Regions from separate parts of the Mus musculus genome. Here region 2 is linked to region 1. Evidence: chromatin loops called from intact Hi-C (ENCODE). Cell type or tissue: left cerebral cortex. All regions are shown on one strand. Each heading gives the region's core, and the rest is flanking DNA. Links, peaks and the distances in the headings are about the cores only.

Region 1 (2,804 bases), core at 253-2,752:
GTTTTGGCCCCATTCCAAGAAGGAGCTTTCTGTTGGCATCAAAAAGACCCTCTGACATGTTAGGTTCCCTGCACAATGAGAGTCCAAGTTCTGGAATGCCCATCCCGTTTGCCTAGTGTAAGGCCAAGTATTGGCTCAGGACACTTCAAAGACCAAGTTCTCAGCACCAGGGAGATTTATTTGCCCCAGAAAAACAAAGGGCAGAGAATAAGAGACAAAGGCAGGAGATAGAGGATGAGAGAGAAGAGGAAGGGAACAAGGGAGAGGGAGGAGGAGGATTTGTCCCAGAGGGGAACAGGACAAAGGAATGTGGATAGAGAGGGGACAGACACAACCCATAGACAAATGGCAGTTTATAAAGGTACGAGGGGAAACCCTGTGTTAGGAAGAGTATTTAATTTTAAGTGGACATGTTTATTAGGTGAGACTTTTGACTGCTGGACTTCAATACTTTGATAGTTGGATCTTGGTTGTCAGCCTCAGGAGGAGGAATTGGCCAAATGAAGAGAAAAGACGTCGGTGGCTAGCTTTAGGAATGCAATCCAATGTTTTTTAGCAAGGCAGAGGGAATGGGGAAGAAGGGCAAGGCCCACCAGAGCCATGTTTGCCATGCTCAGGCCGGCTAGAGTTCCTTCACCTAGAGTTGGGTGTTGTCAGTCTCTCAGAAACACAACCATAAGAGTTCTTTCTTAATGGGTAATAGAAGTAATAACATGAAGAAAAGGTTTCTATTGAAGGTGAGACACCCATACCACTAGAGTCTAAGAACACACAACACCATTAGCTCTTTGGGTGTTAAAAACCATGGAAGGAGCCATGTGGTAGCATACATCTATAATACTTACTCTTGGGAAATGGAGGTAGGAGGGTCAAAAATTCATCCTTGGATGCATAGAGCTGGAGGCCAGTCTCAAATACACCAATGTATGCACACACGCACACACACACACACACACACATACACACACACCCCTCCACACCAAACAACCACCACTAAAACCTAGCAAGAAAGGGTCCATTTAATACCAATCTCAAATCTATTCCCCATGATGAGGACTCCAGCCAGAATGGGCAATGCAAAAAAATAAATGTGATTGATGTGGCTGAAAGGTAAAGAAAGAGCTCCTATCATACAAGAGAGGCAGGAAAGAGGACAGTGGGAAGGAGGGAGGCAGCAAGGGATTGTGAGCGTGCCCTTTACAGCATCTTAAACAGCACACATGGAAAGAAGAGCTCTGCCCACCAGTAGGTGGAACAGCAAAACAGAAGAAAAACCTACAGATGGTGTTGTGCAGCTATTTCCTCGGAGTTGAAACATTCTCTCCTGGTGGAGGAGGGAGGCTCTTAACACTGGGAAAGTAAAGAAAAATGTGCTTGGCTCCAGAAGCCTGCAGAGTCGAGAGGCTCCCAGGCTCCTCTGAGAAGGTGAGCTGCAAACAGTGGCTGCAGGGAGAAGTCTTCAGTGGAGCTGTCTGCAGGCCCAGCAGGGAGCTCCAGGGATGCAGCTTTTGGGTGTGGCCGTCCATGCTGGGAGGGCTTTTCAGTGCTGAGCAGCCTTTGAGTCACCCATGCCCCTGGATGCAATTCCAGGAAATCCCTTGGTTCCACAAGTTCGACTTCGTTGAGCCATTTCTTTGGCCGGTTCATTGGTGCTCTCTCTGGGTGTACACTCTTTAGTTCTCTCCTGGAGATGTAACTCAATGAGTGGGAGCTGGAGAGATGGCTTAGCAGTTATAAGCATTCAGGATGTTTGCAGAAGACCCAAGTACAGTTCCTAGCACCTTACATTGGAAAGTTCACAACCACATGTAATCCCAGCTCTAAGGAGTTTGATGCCCTCTTCTGGTCTCTGAAGGCACTGCATCCACCTGCACATAGCCACACACAAACACACACATACACATAGTTTCTTTTAATCTGCAGGGGCAAACAAGCAAGGTACTAAGCAAGCTTTCTAAAGAAATTACATCCATACCAGTCGGTGGTATTTAAAAACACAAACTGAGTGTCTTCCAGCTGCAGATAAATTACCATTTTTATATACATTGACAAATTACAATTACACATATTTCTGAATTATATGTATTTATATGTACATACAGACAGATTGCTGAAGGGACATATGAATACATATGCAATTAAATCAAGCTAGCTATCATGTCCATCCCAAATGCTCCTCCTCTTCTTCCTCCTTCTCCTTTCCTCTTCTGTCTCTTCTACTTCTTTTTCTTTCGTGAAAATATCTGAAGTTAGTGTTGGTCTACAGACAATTCCACCAGGCTACACTCTACATCTACCTAGCAACAGCTTGTATCACTTCCAGGTATATGAAGAGGGAGTGCTCGCTACCCGAGCTCTCTCTCACCATCTTTCTCTCTCTGTTCCCACATGTTCCTAGCCAGCTGGCCTCTCTTCCTCTCTTTCTCTTTCTTTCCTTCTCCCTGCTTTCTCTGCCTCTACCCCTCTCCAGGTACCCCCTCCCTTTCCCCATAAACTTTCTTTATATTAGGTCTGTTCCTTAGGGGAACACCTTGGCAGAACCAAGATAGCAACCTCCGCAATTATACTGCGTTATAAAACACAATAATTATATTTAGGGGTTTAGAAACATGTGTATAATACAGTGCTGTTTACCATCTCTTGGTTACTTTTCCTTTTGTAACACACCTGAGACCTCACAAAAGCAACGCAAGGGAGAAAGGGGTTTTATTGGCTCACACTCTGAGGTTCAGTCCATCTTGGAGGCAGGAGTTTGAGGAGCAGTGAGTCACATCAAACTAGCACTTAAGAATCATAGAAGGCCG
Region 2 (2,804 bases), core at 257-2,756, 79 kb after region 1:
GAGCCTCAGCCTCACAGATTTGATGAACCTGGATCCACCCCAGCCTGCCCCGATAAAGCTGCTCGCTCAGGAATCTCCCAGTACCTCTGTGTGTGTGGCCTTCTTCTGTTCTAGACTTGGAGGGAGGCGAGGCTACACAGCCAGTGCCTCAGTGCTGTGTTCTATGTCTGCACCTGACCAACAGCGTTCAGCTTCCCTAGACCAGAAGTAACCATTCCCAAAGGAAACAGCGGGTTTTTCTCAACTACATCATGTGACCGTTCCCAGCCAGGAGTGGTAGTTACTTTCCTGTGGTTAGGATGAAGCACCACAACCAACGAAACGTATGGAAGAGAGGACTTATTTTGACATACGGTTCCAGAGGGATAAGAGTTCACCATGGCAGGCAGGCTGGCAGGCATGGCAGCAAGTGTAATAGAAGACGCAGGAAGCTGAGGGCTCACACACTGACCCGCAGGCACAAAAGCAGGGAGTGAATGAATAGCGTGGACCTTTTAATCGCAAAAAAAAAAAAAACCCCACCTTTACTGATGTACTTCCTCCAGCAAAGCTGCCCAAGTAGGGTCACCAACTGGGGACCAAACATTGGAGCCTATGGGAGACGTGTCTCATTCAAACCACCACACCTTCAGTGGCTTCCAGAAGTCCTCAGGGGGAAAGGTGAGCTGTGACCCATGCAGCCCTGGTCCTCACTCACTTGCCGAGGCACTCCAGGGCTCACCCCAGTTCCAGTCCCAGGCTCAGGTGCCTTTAGGCAGGGCTACTCTGACTCCGTGTCCCGTGTCCCAGCACATCCCAGGCTGTTTACATGGGAGCCAAGGCAAGATTCTGCCCCTAGGGTTCTAAAGTCAGGAGGTTGCCTTGAAGCTTGTCATTAGTGCCCCTTCTTTGTGCCATTCGGACTCGGGTTCTTTAACCCTCCAGAAAATCAGTCTTGTGGCCTGGACTGGGATGGCAGAGATGACCAGCTCATTTCTGATGGAAGGACTTGTTAGACACAAGAGGAAAGCAAGCACAGGTAGTAAACACCAGTGTCCTTAGAGCAGATGAAGAACCAAAACATACTCCTTACTCACGGGTTCTCAGAGCAGCTCTGAGCTTCACCAGTGTCCTCAGGACAAGCCTGCCATCAGCTGTCACAGCCAGTAGGCATCTCCTGACCTTCCCTTCTGTATTGGCAGCACAGTCTACTGCCTCTCCTTAGACACCCCGGCCTTCAGAATCGCAGGGGACACTTGTGCGGCTGGAAAGTTGGCAAGCCCAGGCTGTGTATGGGCTCCAGCCCATTCCTGAAGTGACTTTCCCCCCCCCCCTCCCACTCTCCAACCTCTTTCCTCTGTCATGAGTTCCCCAGTGTCCGTAAATGGCACGGAGTCTCTGGCATAGAGAGCTTGCAAGCTGTGATCTTCTGGAATCTTAAGGTGGGCGGGAAGTCGGAAGCCTTTCTTGGATCTCTGCCCACTGGTCCCTGGAGCCAAGACTGGCCTCTGATGCTTGGTAGTAGTAATTGGTATTCATTGAGACCTTGCCTCACGTTGTGTATCATTCCATCGTGTGTATTTCTTAAGAAATACAGCAAGTGTAGTTAATGGGCTGGATAGGATTCAGGATTTGTATTGTTAGCAGCAGCAGGAGGTGGGTGCTGAGCCTGCACATTCTGTACATGGGTCCTTTGAGCTGGGGATGTAGTGCCTGGGGCTGGTGAGCTTACTTTGTCATAGAGAGCTGTGTGAGGGTGCCACACCTGCGTCAGAGGCCCCATTTTCAGCCATGTTCTAGGTGGAGTGTTGAGCGCCCCATTGTTTGGGGCTGAGGCGGTATGCATTGGTTTCTGGTAGAGAAGCTGCAAATTTCACGCATTGAAATCAGCTCTTATTGCTATTTCTTGCCCGTCGTCAGTCCTGGTTTAGGGTCTGCTCCAAGCCAACGAAAGACCCCGCCACAAATTTTAAGCCTGGTCTACCTCATCCTACTAAGAACCAACCGTACTCATAATTATGTCCACCAGCAGCCTAGGAATAGCAGTTTGATAGTGTGCCCAATTTCACATGTATTCATTAGCTGCACGTCATAAACCTGGTAGCCCCCAAGGACTGTGCGTATGATGTCTGTTCAGTTCTAGTGGGGACTAGGGGTACACATAGGCAGGGAGCAGCCTCCCACCCCTACCCCCACCCCCAAGCCACCATGGCAAGGCTTCAAGAGCAAATGGTGTTACTGGCTCTCTGTTCCTTGTGCCAAGCCTCCCACGGCCACTCCTCCAACAGGACCCGCCACTCTGGACAGACAGGGGCTGTTTTCTTCCTGAGTCCTGGAAGTGCCAATGTACTGCACGGTCTGAGGCTGCCCTCTTTGACTGCACTGAATGGCCATCCAGGTGCTGGGACACATTTCACAGACCCCATTGTGCCCTAGGAAGAGCATCTCTACGTGCCCACTGGGCACAGGGTCTGTGCAGCTTGCCACTTCTGCTCCTGGGCCAGAGCAATGAATTGGGTCTCTCTCTTCACTGGAATGGTCTGGAAGAAACAGGACTCCCTCCTCCCATAAGATTACCCTCGAAGCCATGCTTCACTTGTTCAGAGGAAATTATTTCTCCTCTCCCTTCAGGAAGAAGCACACTGCCAAGTTGACCCTGCCGTGCAGCGTGACTTTATGAGACAGCAGCTGCTGTCCCTGCTGGAACTAGGGGAGGAGACATGAGACCATAGTACCTCACCCACCCAAGAGGCTCACCATGGCAGCCCAGCGTATCCGGGCAGCCAACGCCAGTGGCCTCCCTCGGTGCAAGTCGGAGGGGACTC

The links. Peaks named below come from ENCODE experiments on the same cell type or tissue, not always from the same donor. Only the 100,000 strongest peaks of a DNase experiment are listed, where the experiment ranks them.
Region 2: a loop joins it to region 1, with 2.3 times the contacts of the local background. A loop is called at or near these places in 2 of 42 quality-filtered maps.

Annotation. Positions count from the first base shown.
Region 1 is chr1:89,056,361-89,059,164 of GRCm38, forward strand. No RefSeq gene overlaps it. Among named protein-coding and RNA genes, the nearest start is that of Sh3bp4, 13 kb to the right of the region's middle. In left cerebral cortex, for the core only: CTCF peaks have their summits at 1,261 (motif pointing right) and 1,842 (motif pointing left); a DNase peak (open chromatin) is centred at 1,293.
Region 2 is chr1:89,134,949-89,137,752 of GRCm38, forward strand. Sh3bp4 (SH3-domain binding protein 4) reads left to right here. Exons shown (of 6, transcript NM_133816.3): 3 at 2,611-2,804. The coding sequence starts at 2,738. Among named protein-coding and RNA genes, the nearest start is that of Gm34331, 33 kb to the left of the region's middle. In left cerebral cortex, for the core only: no CTCF peak of the experiment used is centred there; DNase peaks (open chromatin) are centred at 1,520 and 2,431.